Regions from separate parts of the Homo sapiens genome. Here region 1 is linked to region 2. The links are chromatin loops, found by intact Hi-C in ENCODE. Cell type or tissue: A673. All regions are shown on one strand. Each heading gives the region's core, and the rest is flanking DNA. Links, peaks and the distances in the headings are about the cores only. Region 1 overlaps NPAS3 (neuronal PAS domain protein 3). Region 2 overlaps NPAS3 (neuronal PAS domain protein 3).

What was found. Hi-C counts contacts between places; a loop is a spot of excess contacts. Peaks named below come from ENCODE experiments on the same cell type or tissue, not always from the same donor. Only the 100,000 strongest peaks of a DNase experiment are listed, where the experiment ranks them.
Region 1: it touches region 2 in a loop (3-fold over the local background); 2 of 110 quality-filtered maps call a loop at or near these places.

What each region holds. Positions count from the first base shown.
Region 1 is chr14:33,160,569-33,168,915 of GRCh38, forward strand. The region is part of intron 2 of NPAS3 (neuronal PAS domain protein 3); the gene reads left to right. Among named protein-coding and RNA genes, the nearest start is that of NPAS3, 230 kb to the left of the region's middle. In A673, for the core only: no CTCF peak of the experiment used is centred there; a DNase peak (open chromatin) is centred at 4,823; H3K27ac peaks cover 2,048 bases.
Region 2 is chr14:32,943,522-32,951,868 of GRCh38, forward strand. The region is part of intron 1 of NPAS3 (neuronal PAS domain protein 3); the gene reads left to right. Among named protein-coding and RNA genes, the nearest start is that of NPAS3, 8.8 kb to the left of the region's middle. In A673, for the core only: no CTCF peak of the experiment used is centred there; DNase peaks (open chromatin) are centred at 4,430 and 7,230; H3K4me3 peaks cover 612 bases; H3K27ac peaks cover 5,994 bases.

The DNA.
Region 1 (8,347 bases), core at 84-8,083, 220 kb after region 2:
AACATGGCACATGTATACATATGTAACAAACCTGCACGTTGTGCACATGTACCCTAAAACTTAAAGTATAATTAAAAAAAAAAAAAGAAAAGTCTGTGGTTCTGTCCATCTTTCAAGTATAGATTCTGGTTATTTCTAAAGGTTATGATTCTGTTTTTATTTATTTACTTTTTTTTTGTTTTAAGTCACAGAACTGCAGGAACTTGGGTGAAGTCAGCGCTCAGTTTTGATTTTATCTTTGAAGTTCCGCCATGTGGCCAGTGGCTAGCAAGCATTCTCCCTTTGGGGCATTTCATTTCCAAATGAAAAACTCTGAGTTTCTCCAACTGATGTGTTTCATTCACTCACTGTCTTACTGGTCTTCATTGTAGCACATATTGGAGAAATATGGTACTGAGCATACTTTGGACAGCTTCAAAGTTGAGTTAAATGTAAGTATTTTCCAAACAGTGGAGGACAATGAAAGATAACAGATACTTTAGTATGCGTTCATGTACTGGCTGGAACATGTTCATGCTCTGGCAGTGACTTTAGCTTTTCCTTAGAAAGCATGGGGATATTAAGTTATTTAAAAGTATTCTTTAGATCTAAAGTCTAAAGGCATCTACCCAGATTAATTTTTTAATATTTTCTGTATAGTTTCCTGATGGTATTAGAAGCAGGAAGTAGTATGGAGATAAGGAGCATATTTATTGAATGCCTACTATGTGCCAAGCACTTTGCTTAACATTATGATTAATTTTTGACTTCTCAAAACCTTGTGATTTAGTTAGTACCTATCCATTTTATAGATGTAGAGAGCAAGAATCATTGATACTAATTAACTTGCCCAGCTTTATGCAGTTAGTGAAAAGAAGTTAAAACCCAGGTATGTTGGATCCCAAGGCCCAAGTTCTTGACCACTGTCTTCTAATCAACAAAAGCTATATACTTAAGAAAACAAGGGTGAAGAATGAGGATACTAATACATTGGTATCACTGTACTTGACATTGTGGTTTATGTTTCAAATACTGGTTCTGTAGTCTTAAAGGAGTATATTTATTTGCAAATGAAAGTAGCAAGCTCACGATGGCTTCCTCCATGGTTTAAGAGGATAATGAGAGAGATCAATAGTTGTTGTCTTGTAGCCAAGCGGTACAGGGGAGAACTGGAAAGGTAGGTTCCCATTTGCTCTGTCCTGGAGGAGATAGTCAATGAGAGTATAGCCAAGTAAAATTATTACAAATGTTCATAAGTACTTTGAAGGAAACAAGTAGGGGTTGAGGTAGAGACCAGCAGGATAAGGAATGTTGCATACATAAGACGTGGGAAATAGGAATGGCTCATGTGAGGAAGTGACATAGGACCTGAGCCATGAAGGCTGAGGAGCCAGGTCTTAGAGCTGAGTGCTGCTGTCAGTTATCAGAGGAGCCCTGAATAGGCCATACTCCTCCAGGGATGGGGCATAGAGTCCTAGGCTTCTTCATTCCTGGCAGAGAGTAGGCACCATGCCGGGCACATGGCTGGCCCTGATGTATATTTGCTGAATGAATTTTGCAAATCCCTGCAAAGAGCATTTCCTTATGTACCTGCTTATACGGTCATCTGTGTTGATGTAGTGCAGCCAGGTACTTGTCTACTTAAACTTTTCATTACAGAAATTTTTAAACACAAAACAGAGTCTAGAATAATGAATCTCCATGCATCCATATCTACATTCAACAATTATTAATATTTTTTCAATCTTATTTTATCTAACCTCTACTTCATTTTTTTCTCCCTATGGTATTTTCCAGCAAGTCCCAGGCATCATATCTTTACAATTGTAAATACTTTAATATGCGTTTCACACTGATGAGGGCATTTTTATTTACATAGCCTCAGGTCACTATCACACTTAGAATTAATAAGGACTAATCTTCTGATCTTTTAAAAATTTAATAAAGCTAAATACAATTTATTAACAAATTATGATGGAATTAGCATCTATAAATGTGCCTGGATGCAGTTGCTATTTCCTTTTAAATTCTTCTCATGTTTGTGACTTGACTGTCCAATGACTGTAATTTCTTACTCTCTCTCCAAAGCTAGCAACCAAACATCAACTTTTCGTTAAAAACAAGCAAAAAAAAAAGTGGCCCAAGAGGAGCGTCTACACTGCAACTGACTTAGAAAGCTGCTTGACAGAACCTCCTCTCTTTATTGGTCCCTGTGGTGGCAGATGGTATTAAATCTGTACATGTGTCAGAAACATTATTTTTCAAAAGTTTGCTCTGATATTTTTCCTCCAGACATCATCGGATGTTGGTTCTGTCTTCATAAATTGCAAGTGGAATTGAGCATCGGTAGACTTTGGACAATCTTCTGTCACTCAGAACTGGCTGCTATGTACTCAACACTGGGAATCTAGAAAAATACAGATCTTTGAAATCATTACTGCTGACAAAGAAAAAGGAAGTCCCAGTGACACCTCTTAACATCATGACAACCTGACTCACCGACCACTTTCACTTTTTCAAAAAACCGTGCAGTGTTAGTTTGGCTTTAACATCTCTGTACCCCTCATTCATTATTTAATCTTATTTTGCTTTGTTCAGACAAGCTATCTGGGCTATTGTGAAGCTTCACACAGCCAATTACCTCAAGGTGTTTAGTTCATTTATTATTTAAAGCATAAATCTTGTACAGGTTGTCCATTGACGACCCTCTGAGTAGATGGAGTAAATGCCTTTCATCCTGGCGGCCTCAGTCAGTGCTCACAGACCTGCTTGCTGAGCTTGGCAGGCCAGGCGAGAGCTGGAGCATGTAAGATAGCAGAGGTAATTGCACTTTACTTTCTGTTTAAGGGTACATGCGAAAAATGTGCACACAGTCGCAAATTGAGTTGATATGTAGAGAGAAAGAATCTTTCATTTAAAATGCAGTATTTCTTTCTACAAAATACTTGCTGGACAAGTTAAATCTTGTTAAACGTTTTAGCTATTGATATGGGCTGGATACTGAATTTAAAAGTTTGTTTAGAGTAGGCCATAGTAACATCACACTTAAGAATACTTAAGCAGAAGTGTTTTGTTGTTTTTTTTTTTTTTTTTTTTCAAATTTGCATCTGTGTCCTTGAACCCATTTTCCTTTCCATCTTGCTTTTAGTCTTGTGTCATTATACCAAGGGTCAGATGACTTGGAAAAAAGGCTAGTTTAAGTAATGTGCCAATTCTGCTGATGGGCTTACACGCCATTAAGAGATTTTATTCCAGGCCGAATGTGCCAGGTATTTAACTGGGAACTGGTACTAATTTCAGAGCTAATACTGAGCTGTTCCACATCAGTGCTTTCAGCAGGTGGCTTGAACTGACAGTGTAAAGAAAAAAGTGAGAGAAAATTACCATTGTACTTTAAATTTCTCTGATTGAATTGACTGATTATACTGTCAGAGGAGCATTGGGAAGCTGGCAGGGTTATGGGCAGTGAAGAAATGACAGACTTCTTTTAGAAAGAGCTTGCCTGTTGGTTTTTGCACGGCCAAATATTTCAAAATGATAATAAGGTTTGATGTGAGATTTTAATTCAGTACTTGTGAAAATTCATGTGTTCTCTGATATGTCTTTTAAAGCAGACAATCTTGTAAGGAGAGCCAGTGGTTTCCCTATCACCATTTTCTCTTATACAGCAAAGTATTGAAACATTGGATTCAAATTCCATCAGTCAATGTTAAACTACATTATTTTATATTTACAAAGAAGTTTCATAAAGATTTCAATTTTGTGAAGAAGCTTCACTTATCAGAGAATGGAATTGAGAACTTAAGTGTCTCAGGATGAAAAACTGTTTGTTTTATGTAATCGGTCTTATATCATGTTCTTAAATAAGATCTTCTGTGTAAGAAGTTCTTACCAGTCACAAATATTCCCAGTTGTCTTCTAAATTTATGATTATTTGTTCTAAAATTCTATATTATTTAAATATTTTAAAATCTTCTTCAAATGAACAACTTAAAAAAAAACCACAGAGATACATTATTCTAGTTACTGTTAGTGGAATAATAATAATGGCAACTAGTGTTTATTGAATAGTTGCCACATACCAGATACTTTACTAAGTGCTTCATGGTGTCCCATTTAATCTTCACAGTGACTACATAAGTAAATTTCTTTCGTATTCCTGTTACTGATGAGGAAATCATGGCCCAGCGAAGTTGGATAACTTTCCTGGGTACCCAGAGCTAGTAAGAGGCAGAGCCAGGGTGCTGACTCTCAGAACCCCATTGCTTCTCCTGTGTCAGCACAGGTGACTCTTTTTTTTTTTTTTTCCTGTCAATTCACTGACTTCCTTCTGTACTGGTGAGACAGGGAATTAATACAATAATTTCCCTTTTCATGGTTATCCCATTATGAATTTAATAGGACTTTTTGGTATAGAGTTATGAGAATTCATAAGGGAATCATTTAAAATGCAGAAAAATGTACTGAAGTGTTCTATGAAAGGTGTAAGAGAGACAAGTTTAGCAGAGTGTAAGTCAGGTTTGGGGCAGAAGGAAAAATCAGTCAGGATAAATGGGTCAGCATTCATCATTTGTTCAACAAATACTTATTGTACTAGGTGCCAGGCATTGGACTCGGCCTGTCGGAAAGCACTGGGTGATTTATTTTTGTTGGGTTGACTCCCTGGTGGGATTATTCACAAACAACCTTTCGATGTAAGTAGGAAGCTTTAATTGCAGAAGAGAAGGGTTAAAGTCTCTCTGGTTGGACTATGGTGTGTGAGTTTTGTTTCATTGCATAATCTAGTAGGCTATCCTCGTATTATCATTATTCTGATGCAGTGTAACAAACCAGCAGGAAACTGCATTCCATGGGATTTCTATGGGGACTACAGAGAATTCGTTCCAATGCTTACAGAGCAGCCTGCTTGGAGCTTAAAGTAGCCTCAGGGCTAATGTGAGGAGCTGTGCAGCTCTACTACTGAACTGTAAAACTCAAAGCATGCGTAGTGTAAATAAAACAAGGTTAGTAGAATCATTTCTAATCTGGAGGCCTTATCAGAGCGTTGGCTGATAATTTATTGTTGAAAGAAGGAAAAAGGCAGGAGATTTGAAATACTATGCCTCACTGAAAATGTAAATACCTGTTTTTTTGCTTAGTTTAAAACTTACTTCCTCTCTTTTTTTTTTTAAGCTTAATTGAAGGTACATTTTGAAAGAATGTGCACCATTTACCCCACTTCCTCCTTCCCCCAAACAAAACTGTCAAGCACAGTGACACTTTCTGTAGCAAACTTATTCAGCCTAGGCTTATAGGAATCCATATTCGGGGGCATGTTGGTTTGATTTCTGTGTTCTGTCCACATTCTGTGAGTACTTTGTGTCCCCCCATCCCCAAAGTGTGTTTAGCAGTGCTCCCTTATGTTAATAGAAGAATTGTCCTGCCTTCTTTAGCCACGCTCACATATTGGATGGTTAAAGTTGCTAGGTACCAGCCCCATGAGGATAGTCTGTGGTCTCCCCACCATGCCTCCCCATGTGCTTCCACTACTGTCGGTGCTGTGCTGTTGATAAGCTGTCAGACCGGCCTCATAGGCCTGCGACCTGTGACTCACAGAAGCCTCCCCCTCACCCCTCGGTTCAATTTGCTGCTGTCATCTTCTTGAAATCCTTAATAATGTTTAATCAAGGGGCTTCACCTTTTCATTTGGCACTGGGCTTTACTCCTCACATAGCTGGTCTTACCTGTTCTGTGGGCATCTTCCCCGTTCCTGACCCCAGCAGCAGAGATTGCATCCTTCTGCCAACTCAGATGGTGCCTCATCCATGAAGCCTTCTAGTTTTTCCATAAACATAAGTATCTCTTCCCTTTGTATGTCCCTCAGTTACAGCCTGCATTCCACCCTGCCTTGAATTCACATCTGTCTTGCATGCACATCTGTCTCCCTCAGTAAGAGGTAGACTCTTGGAGGGAGGGCAGGCACTCTCCAAGGATCTTTGTATTTTTTTCCCTCCATATCCTAGCCCAATGCCTTTCAGTTCTCCATAAATGCTTTCTGAATTGAAGTGAATTAAATAATTTGCCCTTTTATCTGAAAGAGTAAAGAAATTTACATTTAATATAAGGCCCCTTTGATAGACATATTGCCTTCATTTCAGTTCTCTTCTGATGCAGAATTATGGTGCTGGCTTCCATTGAATGGCAAATGGGATGAGATGGTACACATACGATTCTGCCTCACTGATGAATTTGGGGTGGAAAAAATATAAATGAAATCATTTCACTAATTTTAAGACATTTAAAGAGTATGGAAATTGAGCTTAGGAGGAAAAGGTTAACTAAGGTTAAAGCGAATGCTTTTCATTTCACTTAGTATATCACTAAGTGGAGATTTAAAGGCACTGCTCTTTTCTTACCAAACTTTCCTATATTGCTCCTGGATTTCCTTTTAATGTAATTTAAGTAAGACATTCTCATGGTTTAGATCATTTTAATTCTGCATGCTTCACAAGGGCTATTTTCATATTGGAAATATTTCATAATATGATTCCTTGAGCCTCTTAGAAGAATAGAATTTACAACGCTTGGTATCTACACAGGAGGTAGAATTCTAGCAGGTTTAGAAACTTGTATATAAAGTTCAGACTTTGTTTATTAGCAACAAAAGACAATGCAGTTGACTCTACCACACAGATTTTTAGCAGAGGGGCCGTGATCAGCTTCAGGAGTTCTATAAACTCTCTCAAAGTGTATGCAAAAATTTATTTTGAGGACATTCAAATCTCCTAGAGAGAGGGCTCCCAGGGCAATTTCTCAAAGTATTCAAGCCAAGTTAAGAACCAGTGGGCTAGCAAAAATGGAAAATGGAATGAATACACACACGCACAAACAGACACACACATACACACACACACGCACGTATATTGTAAAGATAAATTAACAAATCAATCTGCTGAAGACCAAATCCTGTGTTACATGCATTTGTGCTGTTGAAATCTGAAATGTGTGGACTACAAAATGTTGTATTCATTGAGTATTACACTATTATTTTTCTGAAAATAGAAGATAATACTAATTTTGATAAATATAGATTTATGTATTTATAAATGAGATCTCAGGTCCAGAATTTGTTCATTCTTGAATGCACATTTGTGAGCAATATGTTAAGAAACAGAGGAATTGGGCAAAACACAATTCCTTCACCATGCCACATAATAATAAGAGATACCGTTGCTAACTGTTACATTGGGAGGAAAAACCCAACTTCCAGACATGGTTATTCTAGAATATGGGAAGTTTACGATGATATTTGCAGCATACCCATGTAAGGAATGACATACTTTACAATAACGAAAATCCTTGCTTAGAAGTGAATGAGGCAGCTTTAGGAAAATTCCATGCCCTGGGAGATGCGATCGCCTAAATAAGTCTCACACACAGCTTCTGAATTTCTTGTGCATCTCTCAAAAGTGGGTTGGACAGCCTTCCCTAGTTTTTGTGGCTTGTTTTTTCATTTAGCATTCTTTTCCTTATGTGTTACTTTCTTGACTGATTTCCGGGCTCTCTGAGCATTTGGGAGCAGCGTAGCTACGGAAGAGCCCAAGATTGCATACGGAAACTCAGCTTGGACTCACAGGCTGAGGTGCTCACCTGGAGCACATTTGCCTCTAAAATATGCAAACATTAAAGTTGGGGTAAACTCTGAGAAATCCTGGGATAGTTGCAGTTCTCTTTAGTATAGTTTAGAGACAGCTTACTGTGTGTAGAACAGCTGTAAGCACTAAAGGGGATTCGAAGGCAAACAAGACTCTCCCTTGCCTTGAGGAGCAGAGAAGGTCACAAGGAAAACAAAGACACCAGACATCTGACCCCATCAGACATCCTCAGATGGAACAATTCAACCAAAGCTGTGAGAAGCATATCATTCCAAAGACAGGGGCCTGTCTGAGGAGGTAATTTGTAATTTTTAAAAAAGCTTTTGAGCTTACTTGGAGACATTTCCGAGTTGGAGCCCCAAGCCCCTAAAGATCTTGTGTGATAGCTCTCAAAGCTGACTGCCCCTCATTTCCTTCTTTGCTATCCCTGTAGTTGGTGTAGAGTTCCCTAGTGGGACTCAGAAGGCACCAAGGATGCTTCCCGACTGCATTTTCCTCTCCTGATTCCTTCATTTCAGTCTCTACTAGCTTCCTTTTTCCCGCTTCACACCTATGTCCTCTTCCCCTCTTCCCCTCTTCCTTCTGCCATTCACGTTGGCCTTCCTCCTGTTCTGTCCCAACCATGATTTTTCTGTAACCTTTAACTCCAAGGCAGGCTCAAGCTCTAAGAAAGTAAAAAATGAGTCTTTCTCAAAGAGGATTTTGGTAAATTCTTGGCTTTTCCACTGTGCTAT
Region 2 (8,347 bases), core at 77-8,076:
ACAATTGTGTCTGTTTGAAGTAGGACCTGCTGCTAGGATCCCCTGCTCTGTGGTGAGGTTTTCTATGGCTTCTGTAAAGCAACACTTTTGGGGAAGCATTATTTATTTTCTTAAGCAGTAGGTCTTCATATTTGGGGATTTCTTTTTTGTTTCTTTATTTCTTTTCTTTTTCTTTTTTTTTTTTTTTTTAGACAGAGTCTTGCTCTGTTGCCCAGGCATGCTGGAGTGCAGTGGCACAATCTCAGCTCACTGCAACCTCTGCCTTCAAATGATTCTCCTGTCTCAGCCTTCCAAATAGCTGGGACTACAGGCACATGCCAATACGCCCAGCTAATTTTTGTATTTTTAGTAGAGATAGGGGTTTCACCATGTTGGCCAGGCTGGTCTCAAACTCCTGACCTCAGGTGATCTGCCTGCCTCAGCCTCCCAAAGTGCTGGGATTACAGGCGTGAGCCACTGTGCCTGGCCTTTATTTGGGGATATTTATGGAGAATATATTACAAAAGTTTCAAAATCCTTTTAATGCTTTCCTCTACTAACTTCCTTAAGTGCTTTACTATTAATAATGACCCTAATGTAACCTTAATCTGTTTTTGTTTTTCTACAATTCTAGTAAACCTATGTCTTATGCAAAATGTCACTAAATTTAAAGAAAATTAACACTCATGAAAGCAGAGGTAGCTCCTGCCACCTCCATGCTATGTTTACACAGTCACTTTTTCTGCGTATAACATTTAATCATTCTAATTGATTTTTTAAAGTTCTGCATTGTATTTGGGCTACAGTCTAACTTCAGGTGTTTTATAGACGTGTCTTTAATTGCTTAGGATGAATAAGGCTGAAACTTAGTAAATAAGTTAGTATGTTAAATTTTACTTGATTAAATATTATTCTTTAAATTTTAAATGCTATCAAAATTGCACATAATGGAATATGTGAAACTTTAAATATATCTATGATTAGTAAGAACTAGAATTTATCAGAAAATCCAATTGTTTGCATTCGGTGATGTTAGTATTTTCCCAGTAAATAGTGGCCTTTTTTCCCCCCTCATTGGTCAGTGTAATAAACCAACTGTAACTGAATGGTATTTTTACTGCGCTGAGCCTCATTAGTGTGAATAGGATGTTTGCACTATTAAGTTTGATAGAATAGTTAGAAGAATGTGTAGTAATATTAGTAATACTACAATGCATAAACAGGACATGGCTTAGTAAGAATAAAGTAACTGCTACTGTATCTGAAATGACTAGGGCAGTGACAACATTAAACAATAGTTGAAGTTTTCTGTATACATTTGTAAAACATCACGTCTTGGTGAATTAATTGAAATACTGTGGTCTTGTATGTGAAATCAGGGGAAGCAAGATGAAGATCTTATGTTACTATGGCCCACAGTTCTCCTGGCCCTAGACTGTAATGATTGACTGGTTCTTTCATTCAGCTTCATTTATTGAACCTCTACCATGGACCGTGGTTATGCGTGCCAGGTACAGTACTAAATATATACCTTGTAAGAGCAGTTGCTTTGGTTGTAGGCTTGCCCTTCTATTGGTTATACAAAATATTATAGAGAGCCAGAAGATACCCTTTTCTAAAAGAGTAAGAAGTAATGAATTCATAGAAATATAAGGCTTTCTTTTTTCACTTCTGTTAGCTTAGTGTTCTGTGAGGATAGTTATTCAACTTGTAAAATATTGTAATTAGTGACTACAAAGTGATTAGAGGCTCCTGGAGGACAGAGAGAGAAAAGATACTGTATAAATTGAAGTGAAATTGTAGTAAATTTTATAAAAGTTATTTTGATGGGATTTAAAAATAAAAATAGGTTATATACGATGATGATTATATAATAATATAAACATTGGACACTGCCATGTTTCAGACACTATATTACATGCTTCACAATAATTTTCTCTTTAGTTTCCCCACTGACCTATGAGGGAAGTGCTAATATCCCCATTTATGCATGAGAAAATAGAGGTTTAGCATTCCCAAGGAAGGTGATAGAGACTGAATTCAGGTTTGTCTCTCAGGTGAACTTAGGCAGTACAGTCTTTGTAGAAATGTACCTTAACACCAGTGTGGAAGGGCCTGCGTTTTCAGACTTTCCAAACTCAGAGATTTCCGAGCCAATATCAGAGAGTTCCAATGGCAGAAAGACCAGTTCACTATGGGTAGTGAACGATAGCCCTCTGTTTTGGTCCTTCATCAGATGTTTGGAGAAATACAGTGTTTATGAAATTAGAGAAAGAATCAATATTGAAAGCATCGTTACCTCACCCTTTACTATCCCAGTAGTTTTGTGGGCAAGCTCCATAACTATACATACTTCAGGGCAGATTTGTAGCTGAGTGGTGCCAGAAGAATCAGTTTGCCACGTACATCTGCCTCTTTGGTCACAGCATATGAAGTTCTCAAGGCCCTCTTCTGCTCATATAATTCATGGCTCAGAGTGTGCCACAAGTTTCTCTAAAGATTATAGTTGAAGCATTTTTATTTTGTGATAGTTTTGCCACTGGTTGTGTAAAAACTGTCTCATAAGGCTTTCTGAATAACTCATTTTAGTACCTAACTGTATTTCTGGACATTGTCTTTTGAAATTTGTAAGGATTTGTACAAGTTGGCCTCCTGCCAAATTATCTGGCATTATAATAATGGCAGCAAGCATTTATATAGCATCGTGTGCTAATAAACAGGTACTCTTCTGAGAGCTTTACATGCATTCACTCATTTAATTAAAAACATGACATGTTAAAATGGGCCACAATAAATACATAAATGGTAAGTTATTTACTCCCCCATCCCCCCAACACACACACACGCGCACACACACACACACACACACACACACACACACACACAGAGTCATCTTCAAGAAGGGAAAGTTAGCCTTTGGTAACTTTTTTTCCTCTATGCCAGGAACCCTAGGGTTGGTCTGATACATAACAGTTCTTTAACAAAAGCTGTACTTTAGGAAACTTTGTAGCGTGTGATGTGGGTGTTCATTGCAGAATATATGCAAGATCTCAGTAGCAGACAAACATGCCACATTTATCTTTACGTTTTTGGATGTAATATTGTCAACTAAATAGCTTCTTTAAAAATAATAGGTATAATAGAAATTTCGGGCTTAAAAGGACTAGATAAGAAGTGCTTGAGTATTTGTGATTGCAAGATAATTCGCTTGTGTATTGGATTCATTTTTTACATTCAGCAAATATCTTGTTTATGAAAGGATAAGTTGCCTTTTAAGTTGCAAAGGACTTAAAATTTAAAGGGATATTTTACTGAAATATTGAAGATAAAAAACAAAAGTCAATAGGAAGTATAAGTGAAAAATAGACTACAAAATTTTTAACCACCATCAGATCATCTTAAAAGAGATTACATCTGATTACATTATTATATTATCATCAGTATGCTAATGCAGAATTAAAGGGCTGTGAGTTGGGTACCTAGTGTAAAACATTAAACTTACAAATCTTAATTGCATATTTTGGAAAGTAGTGTCCCACAGCATTTTAAGACCACTTTATAAACTTATAGGTCATTTCAATAATATTTCATTATATCTGATGAACTAGGGCATTTTCATTTGTAAGATTTATAAAAATAATTTTCTTATAAAGAAAAATTAATATTGGATTAAGGGTCAATATAAGTGTGAATATAGCTATAATTAACACTCTCTTCCCCAAATCTCTGATTTTTCCTTTCTGCTACAGTAACACTGCGGAAAAGGATGCTAGCTCTAAACTTCATTCAGAAGCACTTTAGCTCAGAAAGATGGCAGTATTTCAATGGTGGCAAGTGGAATGATTGAAATTGTTTGCAGAACTTCTCTCTCTGGTCCTAGAAAATGGAGACATGAATGAATATGGATATTTTATTAACTAGTATGTATTGTGCTGATGGAAGGGGCATTTTCCCTTTACAAATATAATTTATTCATCAGAATCCACTTCTAAAAACATATATATTCTATTCAGGTATATGAATTTTTTTAATTATACAAGATTTTTGTATATAGTGTACACAGCATATATATGTCACATGATACACACATATATATACACTGTTTACAACATAAATTATATATAAAATATGTATGAGATATACCATGTTTGTGTATGTCTATCTAAAATGGAAAAAAGTTACAAAGATATCTTGAACATTATAAATGTCTTACTTTAGATTGAGTTAAATTTAAATGTATGCAGTGGATTGGTGACTTTTTGTTTTCCTAATGCTGTAAGGCAAAGTAGGCTCATCATTTTTTTTTGCACATTTTTATTGTTCTGTGTAAATGTAATTTGTTAATCCTGTGAAATTTGTCATAGATAAATTTGCTTGGATTATCTTGTCACCACCGTATCTGCATTCTTTTGTTCATTGCTTATTCATAATTTAACAGTCTGGCAGTGAGCCTTTTTGGGATGCTCACAAGAGATATATGACCTCTTCCAGCTGCTACTATAACCTGCAGAATGCACAGCAAGACATTAGAAACGTGAGGATTCCTCTACTGATTAAAGTGCTCTTCATTTAAACAGTCTGTTCATAAGAATCTCAGGAATCTCTTGCTACCAGCAGTTTTTAGTTTTTTCTTCCTAACAAAATTAGTTTTAACAATTGAATCTTCATTTGCTATGAATTTTTCAGATTATCCAAAGGAAGTTAATTTCTTGAATGCTGTTTCTTCTTTATACATAAATACTTAAAAAATTTATATTTTGGGGATGTCAAAGTTGTCCAAAAATGGTTTTATTGGGCAGTGAAGAATGTAGAGTAGATATATTGCATCCTAATCTTAGAAGAAATGGTTGGTTTAATCCTGTTTGAATCTAAGAACTTTACAGTTTATATTCAAAACACTCCATATTATGTAGTATGTAGCAGACATTAAAAATAAAATGTTACTTGAAGTATAACCCCATCTTTAGGTTTTCATTATTCTGAATTAGTTTAGCATATGAATTTATTCTTTTCTCTCTCTTTGCTTCTCTCTTTCTGTCTCTGGAAATCAGCAGCCATCAGTTTACGAGCAATGGTTAGTTTTTGCCTCTCTCCTGTGCAGGCATATGATTATGGTTCAAAATAATTCATCGCTAATCCATGCAGTATTGGTTCATCTCCATCACTCTGTTCTGTGATTAGAGCCTCAGGCCTGCTGCCTTGCTTTCTGCCCTGATTTTCTTTAACTGCAACCTTTGTTTTAATATAGTTCTGTAGTCACCACTCTCCTACCAGCCCCTCTCCATTCCTCATATATATCGATTGCGGTAGATTAATATTTATTTGAAGCCATTTTTCCAGACTTTGAGAAAAATGTATTCATTTCTTACTGTGACCCTTCATCTAAAGGGAGCGGGGAGAGGGAAAATGTAGGGCTCAGGTATGCAACTCTTAGACAATAAAATTATTGTGTTTCCCGTTTTAATTCTTCGCTATGGTCAGCGTATTTTACTTTTTACAGAAATCAGGAACTTTAGTTTCTTTGAAAAAATTTTATACAGGGTAAGGCACAATGTTAACAGTTTAACTCTGTGTGTTTGTAACAGTTCTAGAATGGCTTTCTGTATTTTCTAAGTACATGCTACAGCCAATGCAATCACCATAATATACATTGATCAGCTTGCATTGAATATTTCCAGACAGGGACACTAAGCTATCATTTTCCTTAGCATCAAAATTTGCCACTTTTACCAGAAGGTCATCTAACAGATTTTTAAAAGACTTTGTTTCAGATCTCGGTAGTCCTGTGTTCCTTTTAATAATTACTTTAGTCTCATTGTAGCTGTGTGTTTGAAAGTGTAGGTCAATGAGGATGATTGCATTCAGAATTTCATGATCTGTGTAGTGGAACAAATTGAAAGCAAAGCCTGTATCAATCACTGTGAAGGGAGGGTTAATTGTTACCGCTTCTCAAGCCTCTGGACAGATAAACCAGTAATGAAATACTTATTGCTCTGATATGTGAATGCTAAAGGATGAAACAATGGAAACAGAAGCCGTCTTCAGAGATAACCAAATAAGCAAAGAGAAAAGAATGAACTAGATGAAAGTATGGAACTGTGTACTGCATTAACTCTCTTAAAGTAATATTATTTTTAGTCTCCTACCCATCTTTTACTGGCAGGTTAGGGCAGTATCATATATCAGGTTGATAAAGCCAAATAAGAATATAAATGGAAACCATTTTTTTCTGTTAAAAAGAAAAAAGAAAAAAGGAAAAAGTCCAGCCCTATGCTTTATATGAACTCTGTATATTTTATAAAAATAATTATTTCATATTACTAATTATATCACTGTTTAAGGTATTCTTTTTAAAAAAATTAGTTATGCTACATGTATTAAATTTTTATATGCATAGATGTCTTACATTCTAGAATGTTTTAAAGGATTGTTTTCTTTGAAGAGATTTTGGAATTTTTGGTTTATTATACACCAAAGTATAGAGGAAATAGTGTAATACATAAAGAAATAGTAAAATAAGAATTAGTGTGGCAAAGAAATCATGAGATTAAATACATTTAACTATTTCTTCCATATGAACTTAACATTTAAACATCCGTTAGTTACTTATATGTTGAAATATATGCAAAAATATTTAGCCAAATTGAAGTCTTAGGTCCATGACAATCATCTCAACACAGTGGGTAGTTCTGAAAATTAATGAGAATGATAATACTGTAAAGACTGTTCCAGAGTTTGCCCAAATTCATTATCTAAGACTCTTGTTAAGAACATCTCAAAGAATTTTAACCAGGAAAATATATTAATGGTTCAAAAGCATTTTCAAAGCCCTGAATTACAAAAGTATAATGGAATTATATATGCAAGAGTTATAGTTAGCAGCACAGATAACAGAAGCATTATAAAGGCATATTTTTCCATAACCTATACTGCTCTTGCATGTGGTTTCATCCATAGGGTTTAATTTCATACATGCATATATTATTGCTGTTAGGATGAGAAAGATCAGGATCATTTAAAAAATAAAACATAGGGAAGCTTATAACTATAAAAAGTTAGGTATATCTACATTTCAGCATCCATTTCAGATGTGATACAACTACTAGCAAGGTACAACAATCTTAACAAAAAGAAATAATCTTCCCACATCTTTGTATTTACCTCAGAATGTTAAGAATTTCCTGAGGCCTTAATCTGTGCCGTATTGATGTGGCTGCATAGCAACTGAAACAAATGATTGAGACATAGCCCTTTTTACGATAGTGACACCATCCTCTAGCTAATGTGGTTTTGTGTATTTTAAAAGATAGCTGTAATAGTATTGCCATAACATTGCTGAATCAGGATTTTTAAACTGCCAGTGAAATACACTAGGACAGAAGTTAGTAGAGAGCTCTCAAAGTCAAGATGCACCAAAAGGTGTCAATCTTTGTGTACAACAATGGGCAGGCAAAAAGCAAGAGTTCCATTACTCAGTAATAAATGTGTACTTAAGACAGAAGCCCGTGGATATCGAGATTGTCAGGGCAATACATTATGAATTACCACTGGTTACTTGCTGCTTGGGAACTAGTGCAGCAGCATGGAATGGCATAAATCCTGGTCACCAGTGTCAGTCTTCCATTATCTTTGTAGGAAGTTGTATTCTACCTAGGTTCTTTAACCTTTCAGAGCCTCAGTTTCTTTATTTTCATACTGAGTTGCTAATACCTACTTCCAGCTGCAAAAATCTATGATTATGTGATTTGAATTATGTGGATATATAATATAAAATAATGAGATGAGGTATTATAAATGGCAGATTGTTTTTCCAATGGCATTAACATTTACAAATATTCCATATTTATAAAATGATTAAATAAATTTTTTATGTCAAATATGGTGCTTGTTATATAGATTTCAGTCCATAAAATATAGGATGTTAAATATTTTTCTTCATGAAAACATCTTTGAAAGGAAACATCTTATTTCAAGAGTGTCCAGAGGACTTTGCAATGGAAGCAATAGGATGCCTTAAGTTAAATTTTAAAGTGACATATGATGCTAAGACTCAATGTAACACTAAAGAAAAATACTAAAATGTTTGGAGATAAGTACATTTGTTTCTTAAATTCAATTGAGACAGTAGAAGAACTCTGGAAATATTGGAAAACTAGATGATATACAATGAAGAAGGAAGTTAACAATGTAATATTTGATGGATAGGCAACTGCTTAAGGGAATAACTAATCTCTGAAGATTTTGTGTGTTCCTAAAACATTTATAGAGGAATAAATTTCTGTAGTGAGATAGTTACCCAAACTACAACAGTTATTTATTTCTTTTTAACCTTGTTTTTAAAAAGCACTTTCTCCTAATTCTTCTCCTT